Linked DNA regions of Mus musculus: region 1 is linked to region 2. The links are chromatin loops, found by intact Hi-C in ENCODE. Cell type or tissue: left cerebral cortex. All regions are shown on one strand. Each heading gives the region's core, and the rest is flanking DNA. Links, peaks and the distances in the headings are about the cores only.

The links. Hi-C counts contacts between places; a loop is a spot of excess contacts. Peaks named below come from ENCODE experiments on the same cell type or tissue, not always from the same donor. Only the 100,000 strongest peaks of a DNase experiment are listed, where the experiment ranks them.
Region 1: it touches region 2 in a loop (2.9-fold over the local background); 2 of 42 quality-filtered maps call a loop at or near these places.

What each region holds. Positions count from the first base shown.
Region 1 is chr15:82,288,719-82,297,783 of GRCm38, forward strand. It overlaps Septin3 (septin 3), which reads left to right. Exons shown (of 12, transcript NM_001368785.1): 9 at 477-576; 10 at 1,686-1,737; 11 at 2,020-2,113; 12 at 2,535-5,856. The coding sequence ends at 2,588. Among named protein-coding and RNA genes, the nearest start is that of Wbp2nl, 5.7 kb to the right of the region's middle. In left cerebral cortex, for the core only: a CTCF peak has its summit at 5,460; DNase peaks (open chromatin) are centred at 4,943 and 5,489.
Region 2 is chr15:82,413,814-82,422,878 of GRCm38, forward strand. It overlaps the pseudogene Gm19267. Among named protein-coding and RNA genes, the nearest start is that of Cyp2d10, 11 kb to the left of the region's middle. In left cerebral cortex, for the core only: a CTCF peak has its summit at 3,904 (motif pointing left); DNase peaks (open chromatin) are centred at 3,466 and 3,901; H3K4me3 peaks cover 518 bases; H3K27ac peaks cover 633 bases.

The sequences.
Region 1 (9,065 bases), core at 555-8,554, 130 kb before region 2:
GACTCTTTTATCCAATGACAAACATACCAGGCAGATCCATTTGGGTGCTTGCCCTGATGGAGCAGAGTAGCCCCATCTCAGAGCAGAGTCCTGAGAGTTCAGGACCTGGGCATCTGCCAGTAGGATCCATGGGAGCCGAATAACACATCTCAGAGTCTGGCTGGCGCCTGGGTGGGTGCTGTTTGTGAGAGAGTCCCAAAGTGGTCCCAAATCAAATGAAAATATGTGCCCAAACACAATGAACTGTTCAAAGTGCTCTCTAGTTGAAGAAAAGCCAACTTATGTAGTCAGGGTTGGGCCCAGGCCTTGAGCCCCAGCTCAGTCTTTTCAAGGGGCTGAGCACTGTTGCTGTTGCAACCAGTAGCGTCATTGAATGAGCAAAGGAATAAGATGTGAAAGGCTGTCCTGCTCTGGACACTCAGTTTGGAGACTAGCACTGAGCATGTGCATCTGGTTTTGCTTTTCTCCTTCTCCAGCAGGAGAGCATGCCCTTCGCCGTGGTGGGGAGTGACAAGGAGTACCAAGTGAACGGCAAGAGGGTCCTCGGGAGGAAAACACCCTGGGGGATCATCGAAGGTAATCCAGCGCATCTCCCAGAAGGACAGGCAGCTAGAAGGAACAGGACAGACAGAAGGAAAGAGCAGCTATGAACTAGCAAGAGGTCAAAGTGTCAGTATTCTAGAATATTAGGATATTATTGCCAGCTGGAGGCTACCCTTAAGGAACTTACAGTTTGAGATGCTCGTCACAGGCAGGAAACAATGACACCATTTAACGCGTGACCAGGTGGCAATTACTTGGCCTGTCAAATGAATATAAGATACAAATTCTTTTTTTTTTTAAAGATATTTATTTTATGTGTGCGTACATTATTGCTCTCTTCAGACACACAGAAGAGGGCGTCAGATCTCATTACAGATGGTTGTGAGCCACCATGTGGTTGCTGGGATTTGAACTCAGAACCCTTGGAAGAGTAGCCAGTGCTCTTAATCGCTGAGCCATCTCTCCAGCTCAGACCTTGAATTTATGATCTTTCTGTTTCTAACTCTTAAATGCTGAGATGATGTGGTGCGTCACCGACTTCACCATACCCAGTAGCTTGGGATTTTATTTCATTATTTGCCTTGAATTAGAATTATTCATGAGAATGTTATCTATGCATCGTTAAGGCCAGACCAGACAGTGATGCCTCATCCTCCTCTGTCCCCACAGTTCTTGGTGAGTGGTTTGCAGACAGCAGTTCCCCCATCTTGTCAAATCAATTTACTGTGTAGAATGTGACCTTTATAGGCTGGGCCAGTTATTAGGTCCTATGTGTTTTACCTTCTTTCAAGCTTTATTCTTTCTTTAGAAAAGAAACTATAACAGGCCTTCACAGGTTTCTTAAACTCCCACATTAAATTTTTGTAAAAAAAAAAAAATGGGACAAAACCAGACCATATTAAGATTTATTCTACAGTGTCTAGAAGGGTACCGTGTCCATTAGACCTGATTTTAAAAGTATTTGCTCGGTTTGTAAAAAAAAAAAGAAAAGGAAGAGAAAGAAAGGAAGGGAACCAGTGCACTAGCGAACAAGCCTCAGACAAGTCCACATAAGAACCCACCTCATGCTCTCATTAAAGTGGCCTAGCTGCTGGGCCGACACTAGTGAACTGGCTACCCGTTTCCTTCTGTTTTATCTGTAGTGGAAAACCTCAACCACTGTGAGTTTGCCCTGCTCCGAGACTTCGTCATCAGGTACGATACGCCCCCACACTCACCCAGCTGGCACATTTAATTATTTATGATCAAAGGCCATCTGCCCAGATTCACTTCCTGAATGTCTGCCCTCTCTAACAGAGCTCTCTATCCCAGTGCATCTCAGAGGGGTTGTAAAATTGACATTGGTCCTCAAGGGTGGGTCCCAGTCATTGGGTCCAGTCTACTGAGGAGATGTGTTAGCCTCTGAGGTGGACCACCTTTTCCTCTTCTGATCCCTAATCATATCTGCTTCTCTTTTTTTACTCTGTGTCCCTTCAGGACTCACCTCCAGGACCTCAAAGAAGTAACACACAACATCCACTATGAGACTTACAGGGCCAAGAGGCTCAATGACAATGGAGGCCTCCCTCCGGTGAGCGTGGACACAGAGGAAAGCCACGACAGTAACCCGTGATGAGCCCTTCTCTGTGTTATCATACATATCCCCCTTCTCCAAACACACACACATCCTAGATACCACCTCCAGCCACCACCTCCTCTCAGCTCTGTCCCCCAGGCCTGTCTGGTATTTGTGCAGTATTTTGTCTAGTGTGTGTGTGTGTGTGTGTGTGTGTGTGTGTGTGTGTGTGTGTATGTATGTGTGTATGTGTGTGATGGAGAGTGCCTGCGTGTATGTGTGTGTGATGGAGAGTGCCTGTGTGTGTGTATGCATGTGTGTGTATGTATGCGTGTACTCAGGGGTGAGGTATTTTCATTGCCCTCTTTGGAAAGTCCTTTGTAAGTCTGCTTTCTCCATGACTCTCCATTCTGTCTCCTTTTTTCTTGTGCTCCAGAACAAAAAGCTGTGCGCCTCACTCAAGAGGTCTGGGGAAGGTTTTAATTTATAATGCTGGGAGCAGGTGAGCCACAGGCAACTCTTTCTTACTTCTGACCCACCCACAAACTGGGGCTGCAAGTATTCTTCATGGACTGGTGGCTGAGCTAGCCTGTGGTGGGCTGTGGGAGCTCAGAACAACTTTTCACTGTAAGTTGAGGTAATCTGGAGGAAGGCTAGGACTTCTTGGGGAAACAGAAGATTCGTGGGGAGCAGAGAAGAAAGCTGAGGGGCTCCTGCAGAATTGGTGTCTGAAAATGGAGCTCCACCCTTGTGTCTATGTTGGGGTCACTGTCAAACAGCGGATCATCACCGCTGCAAACCACTGCTTTCTGTGCCCGCCTTCCCTGTATTTCCAGGCTGGTTGGTTGCTTCCTCGTCCTGATTTCTCTTCTCCCTCCCCAGCGTCCTTTGCCTCCTTTCTTCATATATATTCATGCATTCACCCCATTTCCTGCCTGTCTCTGACCTTTTATCTCCTTTTAGAGTCATCTATGTTAGCTTCCTTTCTATATTTAGAAATCATGCCCAGACTTTCTAAATTGACTTTCTATTACCCTAAGATAGAATCACAGCTAGGGGCTGAAGAGATGGCTCTGTGCTTCGGGGGACCTTTTGCTCTTGCAGAGGACCCAGGTTCAGTTCCCAGCACCTTCTTGGTAGCTTACAGTTATCTGTGACTCCAGTTCCAGAGGACCTGACACCCTCTTTTAGCCTCTATGAGCATGGTGTACATACATACACATAGACAAGCACTCATACGCATAAGATAAAAAAAAAAAAAACCCTTAAAAGAATAAGATCCTAAGTAAAAGCATGGGGCAGGGCATGCCGAGATTGCAAGAGAATTCAGTTATAGAGAAGATGACTAGGAAAGCCAGTTTCTGCAGCTGACCACTGAAATTTGCTCTGACTTGGGAATAGCCTGGGGAAATGGGAGAATTTGGTAGCTTGGGCTGCTCTGGGTGTTCTGTTCAAGAAGCACATCTATTGGGCAAATGAGGCAAACTTTAGGTGGAGGAAATTATATTCACAAACTAATTCTGAAGAATCGGAAAAAATATACAGAGTTTCTTAGGCGGCTGGACTTGTGAGACAAACTAACACAGTTTCCCGTTTTCTAGCAGCCTTCTGTCCATGTTAAGCTGGCTTCTCTGTGGCTTTGTTTCTTACAAACCCAACTCACTCTTTCTCTGTTCTCATTTGTCTGTCTGTCTTTCTCGGCTTCTCCCCTCCCTGCATTCTCTCACCATCCAATCCTGTAGATGTTCCCAGGAATACCCACAGCCATACATTTAGCCTTCTCTTGCCTTCTCAGGAGCCTTGTATTTATTAATGCATACTTTAACTGCTCCTTGCACATTCAAGTTTTTTTTTTTTCCCTACAGTTTCTAAGGCTGCTTTAAGGAAAGCCATTTAGCCATAGGAAAGGGAAGATACCACAAAATTCTGTTTAGAACTGATCTATCCACTATGCCACCTCCCGGTCCAGCCTGGGTGTAGAACTGGTCTTCACTGACTTCAGCCCTTTATTACCCAGTCACTAGGAAAACAAACACACAGACAAACAAAAAACAAAAAGAGATGGAAGACCCACAATTCAGTGGACCAAGCAGAAGTGGTCCTAATCCTATGGTCTTAGCCTTTCCTGGAGACTGCTCTGTCTCTAGTCCTCATCTATAACGTCACTAAAGAGTGGCCAGCTGTCAGGCTAGAGTGGTAGCAACATAGAGCTCGCTGACAGCTCTAGTGAGCTGCCCTGTATGGTGACATGGGATTGGGCACCTAGGGCCAGCAAGGGATAAGAATGGTGGGTGTTGGAGAGTCTAAGTAGGAGAATGCTGCCTGTCTCCACTAAGCTGTGGTCTCACTCTCCCTGGAGAAGCTGTTTTATGTGTCTGCTGCCGGCTGCCGGTCTCCACACCCTCAACCGTTCTCAACTCCCCCTGCAGGGAGAAGGCCTCCTGGGCACTGTCCTTCCACCTGTACCAGCCACCCCCTGCCCCACTGCTGAATGAAGGCCATTTCAAGTGCTGCTTCTCCCTCATCCCTCCCAGCTGTTATTGCTGCAGGGCCACGCCCCTTTTAGCGCTGTGCTTGTCTAGCCCACCAGCACAGCCCCTCTCAGCCCTCAGTAGGTGGGAGGGGCTAGCTGCGGCTTTAGGACAGTTGCTTCCTCTGTTTAGCCAAACTACTCCTCTCCTCCCAATGGAATGGAGTTCCTGCCAGCACCACCCTGCTCCATCATCTGTGTCAGCAGCACCCCAGTCCTTGTGTAGGGAGGAGGAACTCATGGGAAGCTGCTCCTGCCCTTGCAAGCGCATACCAGCGACTTGTAACTGTCTCCAAGGGAACCGGCATTGCTCTCTAGCCATTCATTCTGCATGAGTACTTTCTTGGCTACCTTAACCGGTCAAGAAAGCAACTTTCCTGCTTGTCAGAGTCACTGAGGTCAGCCGTGTGAGCCCCTGTGTGGGACAAGGGTGTCTCCTTCATTGCTTAAAGGTATTTTATAAGGGTGATTCATTATACATGGTGGGGAGCCAGAGGCTAGTGTCACTTAAAAAAAAAAATCACCACTGGTGGCTGGCCCAGTGAGTATGTGTGTAGACAACCTGTTTACCCCAAAATATGGCCATCTGGGAAGTGGGTTTTGCTGAAAAGAGGTTGCTGGAGTTGACTTAATTATCCCCAAACTTTAAAAGAAAGGGAATTTAACACACATATGGACTACCCCAAACCCACCAGCTATACACTCTAGGAAGAAAAATAGCACCCTTTTATACATTTAGCAATAAGAGGGATCTCTTCCCACCTCCCCTGACTATTCCTACTCCCATCCCCCACCCTGTTAATGTGAGCAATGCATTAGCCTGACCACAGGTGGTCGCTATAGGCTAATGGAAAATACCCAAATGGAGGGCAAAGCCCCCATCAGATGCATGAATGTTTGCGAACGAACGGCTGCCACTGCCCCATACACTGTGTCTTTCTAGAACCCTCCCTCAGCCACCCCACCTGCCATCTCCACCTGGACACAACTTGCTCAAAGGCTGGTGACTTGTGGGCCATTCATCTACAAGTCCTGAAGGAACAAGAGGCCCAAGCCTCGGGGATGCAAGAATGGCCCATTTTAAAAACGTTGTTAGTCCCAGCCGACGTTTTTGGTGATATTCCAGTTTAGTTTCCCAATTGAAAACAAGCCAAACAGACACTCAGACTGGTCATGTAGATGTTGCTAGCCTCTGTTGTACAACTAAACATTACTGTTTGAACAATAATGGCCTGGTCTTTGTCTTATTCGTGTTTCTTGCTCCTTGATAAAATCAGCCGTGAATGACATCATCTCACTGCGTGTGAGCCAGGGACCCTCCTGGCAAGGCAAGAAGTAGCTACAGATATTAGATATTGAACATGTGGCATCTATTCATTTTTTGGGTAATGTGAGGCTATATCCCAGTCATTTCCTGGAATTTTGTAACTCTAGTGAGCGGGAGAGCTGACTCTCTTAGGACCTGTGTTTTTCCAGGAAGTATTTAGTCCCAATTACTTAACTTCTTAGCATTTCTCCCATCCCCAAGGCGTAAGGACCAAGTCTATAAATGAAAGCCTAGTCTAGCCTAGAAAGCTATTTTACTATGAATATATTGAGAATATAAAGGGGCCGTGAGATAGCTCAGTTGGGAAGGGCACTTGCTATCAAGGCTGACAATGAGTTTAAACCATGGATCCTACATGGCAGAAGGAGAGAATTAACTTCCATAAGTTGTCCTCTGACTGCCACATGGTCTCATGCTCACCTGCGCACATGCGCATGCAAACACATATACGGACAATTTAAAAGGGAACAGGGAGATGGCTCTGCTGGTAAGTGTGATGACCGCACAAGCATGAAGACCTGAGTTCAGATCCCTAACATCCACATAAAACCAGATACGGACCCAGAGGCCCTTGCCTGCCATGCGGTGTGGCTGGGTGGACGACAACCAGAGGCTAAGGTGATAAGCAAGGGTGTGGTGGAGATGGGAGAGGTGGAATGGTTTGTGTGCTATGAAGAGGCAGAAGCTGGGCGTGGTGGCGCATGTCTTTAATCCCAGCACTCGGGAGGCAGAGGCAGGTGTATTTCTGAGTTCGAGGCCAGCCTGGTCTACAAAGTGAGTTCCAGGACAGCCAGGGCTATACAGAGAAACCCTGTCACGAAAAACCAAAAAAACAAAACAAAACAAAACAAAACAAAAAAAGAGGCAGAATTGGAGATTACAGGGTGGAGAGGAACAGCCTGATGTGAGTGAGGGGCCTGCAATGCCACCTAAGGCTGCGGCCCATCGATAAGGGCCATGTCTGTGTTCCAGGTCCTGCAGCAGTAGAGGTCTATGACAATGTCTGTGGCCCATGTTACCAACAAAGGCCATGCGGGTGTCCCTGGTCTGGGGCTGCTCCCTGGGGCCATGTTGATGTCTGTGGACTGCATAAAGCTGGCCCTGCCCCTCCCCTGGGCAGCTTGGGGAGAGCTGGACCTCGTGGCTGTGGGAAAGTGGAAGAGCACTGCCCCAAGGACTGAAGAGCAGGAGAGCAGGCCCCACCCCGTGCCAGGGCAGTGCTGGTGAGTGCAGGACAGTTGGCCCTGGTGCCATGGGTGCAGGAGAGCTGTTGGGCTGACCTTGTAAGGTGCTACCCAGGCCCAGATCCAGGGCTTTGAGTTGTCCCACCTGAACATCTACCTCATCTATGAACTGCTGGAGCATGTGAAGGGGCCAGTCCTGTGGATCCAAAGCTGCAGGATCGCCATGACACAGAGCAACAACTGGATATCTGAGAGGAGTCCTGGTGAGGAACCAATATCGATAGAGTAGCAGAAGCCAAGGCCTTCGAACCAAACCAATAGCTCATTGCAATGAACACTTGCAAATAAAGCTGTTATACTGTGTGACAAACCATGACACACTGTAGCTTTCATGGCAAGATGGTTTTGTCTTTTAATATACATTACATATAATAAAAATATATTTAATATAAATATAAATATGTTTAATACATATGAAATATATAAAATGTTTAATATATTAAATATATAAACATATTTAATACAAATATATTTAAATATATTTATTTAACAATGTAGTATAGTTAATTGTATATCCAATTTATATTATTTTATATAAAATATGAATATTTTATATTCAATTTATATTTAACAATATAATATATTTAAAAAATGTATGTGTTGTTTTCTTTTGGTGGGAGGAAGGTTGCAAGGGCAGAGGGTGGTTATGAAGGGAGGAGATGTGTGACATTGGGGTGCATGAAATTCACAAAGACTCAATAAAAAGTTAAAAGCAGACCAGGTAAGGTCCCATGCTTTCCTGGTGCTTGCTGGTCAACCAGTCTGCTTCCAGGTTCAATGAAATATTCTTTCTTGAGGAAAGGGGAGAGCGATAGGATACGTGACACCCTCTTCTGGCTTCTTCACGTGCACACAGGCCTGCACAGCCAAACACACAAAGTGTACATATATACTACTCATCTATCTACACAAAGTGGTATTTTTCTTGAATTTAGGACGACCCTTCCCCTCATTTGTAGTTTAGTAAATGACACAACTCTCATCTGCTTGTTGGTCCCTAAATTTTAATGTGAACTTTAAGCAATTATTTGGGACCTTGACTTTTTTTTTTTTTTTAAACAAAATCTCAAACATTCAATTTTGTCCATAAGGACTCAGGAGCCAGATGTCTCAGACAGAGGAAGGGGGAAAGCCTACTAGCTCAGAGAGGCAGAGGAAGCAGCACCTTATCTTCCTCCTCAGCTAGCATCCCCAAAGAAAAGCTCTCTTTCTCCACTGTCTCCCCAACACCTCCAACGGAATGCCCTCCCTTCTACTTCCTGTGCATCTCTCTATCCATCCCCCCCAACTCTCTCTTACTCACTTTTCCCTTTGTTCCCTCCCCGCAACTCGTTGGTTGCACCACCTCTTGACCTATGGTTTATAATAAATAGAAAGCTCTTGGATCAAAGGCGTGAGCTAGGGCTGAGCCACACCACAACTAGAAGTAGGTTTTCCAGTAAATAACACAAATCTTGGGGTTCACAGTGTGATCAAATACCCTGCAACACTTGACTTTCTGTGAGGTGAACCTAAGGTATAAATGAATGGAGAGAAATAGCTTGGAGGAGCCACAATGGAAGATGAATCAAGAGGCTCTTGAAACCGAGCAGGTAAAATGAAGATATCAACCAATGGTAACACAACACACACAGAGGAAGGGAAGTGACACGTGAGAGACACAGCTGTTTGGTGGACATCAACCATCACAGCCACAATAAGCCTATACACTAACATTCAAGTGTGGAAGGTCAAGTCCAAAGAACACAATCATCTTGCTCAAGGTTTTATTGACCATGACAGGAGTGGCTAGATCAAGATGTTTGCCGCTGTATACTATTTCTATTAAATTTTCTTTTCTTTTCTTTTTTTCTTTTTTCTTTTTTT
Region 2 (9,065 bases), core at 746-8,745:
GCTCATTGGGGGTGCACCAACACCTGACTCTATTACTGATGCTATGATGTGCTTACAAACAGGAGCCTAGCATGGCTTTCCTCTATGAGACCCTACCAGCAGATGACTGAGATAGACATAGATACTTACTCTCACACATTGCACGGAAGTTGGAGATCCTATGGTTAAATTAGAAGGATTGATAATGCTGAAGGGGATTGCATCCTGGTAACCCTGGGAGCTCCTAGCGAGTAAGCCAACCAAAGAGAGTACATCAATTGGTCCTTGACCCTAGTACTTAAGTGACGGAGGACTGCCTTGTCTGAGCTCAGAGGGAATGGATGTACCAAGGTCTGCAGTGACCTGAGACCCCAAGGAAGGGTGATGACTGGTGGTGGAAAGAGAGGGAACATCAACTCAGAGGCAAGGGGGAAGAGGAATGGGATGAGAAACCGTGGGAGGAGGGGACTAGGAGGTGGGGCAATGGCTGGGATGTAAACAACAAAAAAATTAATAAGAGAAAGATAAGAAAAAAAAGAACAAATGCTCTGAGCCTTTGTACTGGCTAGTTTTGTGTCAACTTGACACAGCTGGAGTTATCACAGAGAAAGGAGTTTCAGTTGGGGAAATGCCTCCAGCTGTAAGGCATTTTCTTAATTAGTGATCAAGGGGGGATGTCCCCTTGTGGGTGGTGCCATCTCTGGGTTGGTAGTCTTAGTTCTATAAGAGAGCAGGCTGAGCAAGCCAGGGGAAGCAAGCCAGTAAAGAACATCCCTCCATGGCTCTGCATCAGCTCCTGCTTCCTGACCTGCTTGAGTTCCAGTCCTGACTTCCTTGGTGATGAACAGCAATGTGGAAGTGTAAGCCGAATAAACCCTTTCCTCCCCAACTTGCTTCTTGGTCATGATGTTTGTGCAGGAATAGAAACCCTGACTAAGACAGCCTTCAACAAGTGCTTTCTATAGAATTTGTATACTAATTATAACTTGTTATAATTAGTACACAAAATATAATTATAATTAGTATACAAATTATAATTATATTTATATTGTTAGTAGTACATATTATATATTGGTATATTATATAGTCTATAGTATAGTATGTATAGTATACATTAGTATATAATTATACTAATTATATAACTAATATACAAACTATAATTATGACATCATACTAATTATATCATTTAAATATGCTAGATAGCTCAGGTCACCCAAGGACTTCACGTTTGATATAATTTATCTTTGATGAGAAAAAATATTATAGAAGTCAAAGACTTTGCTGTGATCTCAGGAGCCTACTGTCTCCCCAATACACTGTACCTTTTGCCCCTTTATCTGTTCCAGTCACACTGGCTTCCTTGGTGTTTCTGAATGGCCCATGTGGAGGCCTTGGCATGGTTGTTACCTCTGCTTGGAGAGCCTTAGATGTGAACACCTGTGTGGCTAGCTGCTTCCCTTCCTTCAAGTCTTTGTCCACACTTCTCCTTCCCCAATAGTCCCATTCACCACATTATGGCTGTGGTACTTGTTATCTTTTAACATACTGCATAATATACTTCCTGATTAATTGTCAAAAAAAAAAATAAAAGGGAGGAAAAGAAGCAAACCATGGGATGAAGAAATAATGGTTATCCAGAGGTCTGAGAAGACAGTGTCAGAAATAAAATTGTATATCAGATATCTGTAGCAAGCATGAGCCAAAGGCTTGCACAGACTTCTGTGCAAAGTGAATTGACAAGCAGCCAACAAGCACACAAACAATGCCACTGTCACTTATCATTAAGACAATGAGGCCACGACCACACTTTGTGGTTCAATCAAAACAGCCCTGGAAAAAAAAAAAAAAAAGAAGCCGGGCGTGGTGGCGCATGCCTTTAATCCCAGCACTTGGGAGGCAGAGGCAGGTGGATTTCTGAGTTCGAGGCCAGCCTGGTCTACAAAGTGAGTGCCAGGACAGCCAGGGCTACACAGAGAAACCCTGTCTCGAAAAACCAAAAAAAAAAAAAAAAAAAAAAAACAGCCCTGGAAACACAGACTTCCAGGGAGCATAGCTTGCAAAGCCTTGTGCATTCTTCAGAGAGTGTCACCCAGAACTGAGGACAACTGTGGAGGAATTACTCAATAAAACTACTAAGGGTGTTATTAACCAGGAGTTCCCCTTTGAGAATATATAGAGAAGGCAAAGGAGGCTCCTCCCCGAAGGGTCATTGGCCATCTATGGCCACAGTTCCATGGTTCACAAATATCCAAAGACATACAGACAAACAAAAAAAGATACAGGAGTGGTCCCCCTTTTTCATGGTACCAAGCTTCAAGACCCTTCTAAGATGGCTGATAGAACTGAAGAACAAAAACATGCTGTGGCCTTTCCTATGGGGATGAATGGAGTGGACATGTGCCTTAGTTAGGGTTTTACTGCTGTGAACAGACACCATTACCAACATTTCCAATGCTACCCCAAAAGTCTCCCCCATGCTCCCCCACCCCTCTCCCACCCACCCACTTCCACTTCTTGGCCCTGGCATTCCCCTGTACTGAGGCAGATAAAGTTTGCATGACCAATGGGCCTCTTTTTTCACTGATGGCCGAGTAGGCCATCTTCTGATACATATGCAGCTAGAGACACGAACTCTGTGGGGTACTGGGTAGTTCATATTGTTGTTCCACCTATAGGGTTGCAGCCAAGGCAACTCTTATAAAGAACCACATTCAATTGGGGTTGGCTTATAGGTTCAGAGGTTTAGTCCATTTTCTTCAAGTTGGAAGCATGGCTGTGTCTGGGCAGGTATGGTGCAGGCAGAGCTGAGAGTGGTACATCTTCATCTGAAGACTGTTAGCAGAATACTGGCTTTCAGTTAGCTGTGATGAGGGTCTTAATTCCCATAATCACAGCGACACACCTCCTCCAACTGGGCCACACCTTCTAATAGTGCCACTCCCTGGGCCAATCATATACAAACCATCACATTCCACTCCCTGTCCTCCATAGGCTTGTTCAAATATATGAGTCTATGGGGACCATACTTAAACATGGCATAGACTTTCCCCTCCCCAATCCCTCATTTGCTGGCTCCGGCTGTGGCTGCTGCTCATTCAGCCAGTTTGCCATCTCAAAAGTGGGGCTGGCCCTGACTGCTGCCAAGGACTCTGTCTACTGCCCTCCCTCCTCTTGCATTTGCTTGTGGTTCCCCGGGGGGGGGGGGGGGAATGGGTCTAGCTCCACCCTTTGTGCCCTGCCAGGGATTCTGTTCGTGAGACTTGCTTTCCTAGCTGCTGCCCCCACCAAAGCTGCCACTGGACTCTGCCTGTTTGTCCACTGTTGTAGTTGCTTTTAGATGTCCCACTGCAGCCACAAGAAAAACAGCTTTTGCCTTGTCCGAGAGGCCACTCTTCGGTGCCCAAGAGGGAGGTCCGTTCTCCCCACCACCCAGTCCCTCTCTGCCTGGGACTTATAAAGTGAGTGCTAGCAGTACTGCATGCCGGGAGAATAGTGTGCTCCTTGCTGAGTTTTGGAATACCCTATTTCAGGCACTTCCTTTTCCCTGCCCACTGTGGACTCCAACAGTCAGAAGCATTGGGCTGTGGCTTCCAGCTGTTAGTAGGATGTCCCATGCAGTGCCCGGTCAAATTAAATACACAGTTTCCCCGCTGCTGCAGCTGAGGCCTCAGCCACTGCCAAGCAGCAGAGCGGAACCACAGACTGCCTGACCTGCAGCATCTCTGCCTCAGGCCACCTCCACGGGGCCTGCAATGTGGTGCAGCTGCCTCAGCCGCCACCGAGGAGACAGCAGAATGGTGCCACAGTAATCCACGGGCCACAGCATAGCACTGCCTCACCCATAGTGAGTTCACCAGGACCTGGCAGGAAGGATCAGGAAGGGCTGCTCGCCCTACCAACTGAGGACACACTGCAGAACCACTGCCACCCACTGGCCACTGTGGGACTCATAGACTTCTGCCACAGGAGCTGCTGCCACTAGTTGCGGTCCACAGTGTGGGGCTAGCTTCTGCCATCTGAGTTACACAGTCAGATGGGCCCACACCAACCATACAGTTCCTTCTTTCCTGCTACTAGTCTGCAAAAACCCTAGAATTTCTAGTCCCTGATTTTAGTGGGATTGCTTCCAGCTTCTCACCATTTACTTTGATGTTGGTTACTGGTTTGCTGTAGATTGCTTTTTATCATGTTTGCCCTTCTTAGAATTGGGAACAAAACACCCATGGAAGGAGTTACAGAGACAAAGTTTGGAGCTGAGATGAAAGGATGGACCATCTACAGACTGCCATACCCGGGGATCCATCCCATAATCAGCCTCCAAACGCTGACACCATTGCATAAACTAGCAAGATTTTACTGAAAGGACCCCGATAGAGCTGTCTCTTGTGAGGCTATTCTTGGGCCTAGCAAACACAGAAGTGGATGCTCACAGTCAGCTATTGGATGGATCACAGGGCCCCCAATGGAGAAGCTAGAGAAAGTACCCAAGGAGCTAAAGGGATCTGCAACCCTATAGGTGGAACAACAATATGAACTAACCAGAACCCCCTGGAGCTCGTGTCTCTAGCTGCATATGTCGGCCATCAGTGGAAAGAGAGGCCCACTGGTCTTGCAAACTTTATATGCCTAAGTACAGGGGATCACCAGGGCCAAGAAGTGGGAGTGGGGGGGGGGAGAAGAATGGGAGGAGGGTATGGGGGACTTTTGGGATAGCATTGGAAACGTAAATGAAGAAAATACCTAATAAAAAAAAGGAGAAAAAAAAAACCCTAGAATTTCAATGCCCCAGTCCTTAGGACCTGCCTCCTAGCTGACATACACGGTAAGATTTAGACCCTTGGATGACTTCCCTTCTTGAAAATGGTTCATAACCCCTCAGGGTCTTATAGCCATTCAACAATTCCTAGATCTAGGTTGGACTTCTTTCTGGTGAGTCTGGGACTTGGCAGAGTCCCTGGATGTTAATGTGATGACCTGAACTAGCCTGGCTGTATACTTGTAACCTGAACTCTTTTCTGGACCCAGGCAGAGTCCATTTTCTACAGGAGTAGACAGCCTGCTGATCTTGATTTGCAACATAATCCAGCTGAAACTAAGGATGGGGTCTGTAGGCTTTCCTTATATAAACGCAGAGCTAAAAATTAAACTTTGAGCCTTGGTCAGAAACTTTTGTCTTGGCTTCATCCTTCTCTCACCTGTCCTTTTTCATCCCCAGCCTCCCTTTCAAGTACCCAGTTTTCAGTGGCTGTAGGACAGCTATAGCAAGGTACCCCACTGGGATGTCTCCTGGAAAATATCAAATATCTGAAATTAACACCTGAATTGAGGGCATCAAAACTAGTACATTCTGCAATAAGGTCTAGATTCAGTATCCACTAGATAATGGCTCCAAATAGCCACTTAATGGCACACTAGGTTCAATTATTTTATGGCATCTTAATACATACTGCCAGTGGTCTGGTAAATGGAAAGAGGTTCCCTGTATCCAAGCATTTACCTATCCACGCTCCCACACCCTTACCCTGTTCTCACGGCATGCACACTCAGTTTGTGTCACAGGCCTGAACCTGTCTGGACCAACAAATTTTCTGTCACCATGATCTTATGCCACTGCTGCCTGATTTCTTACTCTAGTCCTAGCCAAATGCTTCTGTGCTAATTCAAAAATAGGTTTTTCTCTACTTACACAACCTGTCTAAGTTACTTCAGATTTTCATTCCCTTTCTGTCTTTATAGATAATGATGGTTTCTACTACTGCCATCGAATAATGATGTGGTCTATTCAGTTATAACCAATCGACATAGCCCTCAATCTTGTCAGAGGTTTGCTAATTATTAAGTTTATGACAGACAGAATTCCCAAAGCCTTTAACAGTTTAAATTCCCATGAGGTCTCAGAAGATTTGAACCAGCTACAAGATACTGCCTAGATTGTGATATGATAATCACTGAGAAACACAGTGGACAAAACTGGATATCCTGAGTCAAATGACTTATCTAAATCAAGCTAAGCCATTTCTTATGTCATACATATCCATTCCACAGGGAAAAAGTCCTGCCTCTTCTGTGTTTGAAAGACAGATTGACTGCTCAAGTTGCCATGGAGACCACAGGGACTGTTGGCTAGTGGACTCTGTCATTTTGTAAATAATATACAACTACTAAATTATTGTTTATTCTTTCTCAGACTTCTGACTACATTGACAGCTAAGGTAACTGTAGCTTGACAGCTAGAAAAAGCTTACAGAGATGTAGTCTGTTACCTCATTACTGTTGTGGGAAATATTAAAAAAATATATGGTAGCAGCATGTTCCCGCACTTGTGCCATCAACTCTCAGTCTAGGAGGCCTGGCTGGCCATGCACTGGTGGTTAATAGCTGATCTGTTTTCATCTCATGGATACTCTGACTCAGAACTCCACAATCTCTCCACCCAGCTCACTAGCTTGCCACTGGTGGGTCATTACCATGCCAACCCCGTGCTTCAAATCCCCCATGGCCTTTGTGGTGCACCCGTGCTTTGCCGCCATAGCTTTGTCTCTTGAACTTAGATATGCCGCTGAAATGAAGAAAAATGCAACACAAACTTCGTTCAGAAACAATGGTAACTCAATCTCTGGGCACAACAACTAAAACCTAATCTTATAAATCTTATTAAAATCTGATTCCTCTACTGGCGAATCCCTTGCCCCTTCCCTCTACTTCCCCCTCACAACTACTTGTTCATGGCCAGACTCTCTCTTCTCTTCTCTTCTCTTCTCTTCTCTTCTCTTCTCTTCTCTTCTCTTCTCTTCTCTTCTCTTCTCTTCTCTTCTCTTCTCTTCTCTTCTCTTCTCTTCTCTCCTCTCCTCTCCTCTCCTCTCCTCTCCTCTCCTCTCCTCTCCTCTCCTCTCCTCTCCTCTCCTCTCCTCTCCTCTCCTCTCCTCTCCCTCCCCTCCCCTCCCCTCCCCTTCCTACCCCTCCCCTCCCTTCCCCTCCTCTCCTCTCCTTCCCCCTCTTTCTCTCTGCCTTTCTGTGCCTCTACACCCTCTTAACTCCCTCCCCATACCCTGAATAAACTCTATTCTATACTTTACTGTCTTGTGGATGGTCCTCCGGGGCAACGGATGCCTTGGCTTGGGCCCACTGAGATATTCCCATCCCCCATTCTTCACCATACCCCAACAGGACATATTCTGTCTCTTTATAAACACATGAGACAGAACAGGTTGGGGATGCCTGTTGTTCCCTAGCAGGAGGCAAATGGCTTGTACACAGACAGGGGTGAGGTTCCCCAGACCATAGTCACCAAGGTAACAAGCACAGCCTCTAATTCACACCCTGGATGCTGTCATGTAAACTCAGCCATAGGAGCTTTGCTGTCTGTTCTCACTAATACAGGGATATAATAAGTGACAGATATACACTCATTGTCACCTGTATTTGTAGGTTGTGGCTATTACAACCACTCCTGCCATATTTTACCTTGTTTGCTTTTCTAGATGGAGTTCCTAGTATACAGTTCTTGCCCTTGTTTCTATTCCCATACCTACCCAGGGGAAGTTGGTGCTGTGGAATTGAGAATCGGGTTGTCTAAATTTCAGTCCTCCTTAGCTGGGCAGCTCACACCTCTAGCTAGCTGGCAACACTAACGAGAATTTGGAGGGTTTCAAGCCTACCTTAGTGATAAGGAAGTCCTGCATTTCAACATCACTAGAAGTCCTGTGTGGCAAAGGTATTGGGATAATGTCTTTATAGCGCTGAACCTCATGTATGGCAGCATTGGTGTAGGGCATGTAGGCCTGGTGTACCATCTCTGTTCACCACACATGCTCTATGACCTTGTCAATTTCCTGTTGCATTCTTTCTGGAAGGACAGAATGACTTCAGCTAAGGAGCCCTAGGGGGTTTCCTTTGTCTCTCCACTACCTCTCTGATAAAGGCTGAGTCCATGGGAGATATATGGCCATCGTCCTTACTAGAGTCTGGCTTAAACTATTGCTGGGAGTTGCAAGTGTCCCAAGGAATCTTAAGGAGTGTGCCTCTACCCTCTTCCTCCTTTCATTCTAGCCCCAGTCAGGCTTACGCTGCACGTCCGGATTCAGGATTGTGAGTAGAAGGCCCCAGGTCAGAGTGACTGAACTCGCCACAATCCCAGTCCCAAACTGGTCAAGGACAACCAGAGATAGATTTGCATCATTGAAGCTACTCTCAAGGTTCCCCTTGGCCTAGGACACAGCAGGACAGCAGACTCTGTAGAGACTGGAATGCCCCATAATACCCTCCCAGTGACTTCAGGTGGTTACACTTCAGTGTCACTGGGTTAGTCACAGCACAATGGACACCACATCCCATAGTCTCTCACCTTCTCCCTCTCAGCCGAAAAGGCATCAGTCAGGGTACGAGGTAGCTGGTCAGGGTCCCAGGTCCCCTTGTGCTCAGTCACCAGCTTACCCACAATGGTGAGAAATGTCAATCACCCAGGGAAGACTTTGTCAGCCAACCCTGGGATGCTCAGGAGAATTTGGAATGTGTTCAGAACCTTTAACAGCCATAAAATATGCTTGGCTTTCCTGCTTCCTTTAATGAGCTGAGTAAATAAGATTTCTAGTAATAATATTCATTATTACTCCAATGTGTGTTGTGTATGCATGATGTGAGGAGAGCTATGGCCACAATAATGATGTTGAGGTTTGGGTTAAGCACACACAGTTAGTTCTCACCTTACTACATGGGTTGAGAAATGAAACTCAAGCACCATGCTTGCCAGGCAAGCTCCTTTACCCTCTGACCATTTCTCTGGCTCCTGTTGTGCATCCCCAGGTATGTTTGTGCAGGTGTGTGTGTGTGTGTGTGTGTGTGTGTGTGTGTGTGTGTGTGTGTGTCTGAGTGTCTTGCTCAGTGTTGTTCTCATATATCCTGGGAAAATGTTCTTAACAAGCTAAATCCCCAGCCTGATGATGCCTATTACCGTGGCATCTTATGTGTTAAGTTCATCAAAGGAATCACAGTAGATTTGACATCCCAGCTGTGACCTGGCAAGAGCCAGAAAACTGTCCTGGGCCCCCTTAGCATTTCATCACACATGAAAAAATTCTGGTTCCTTG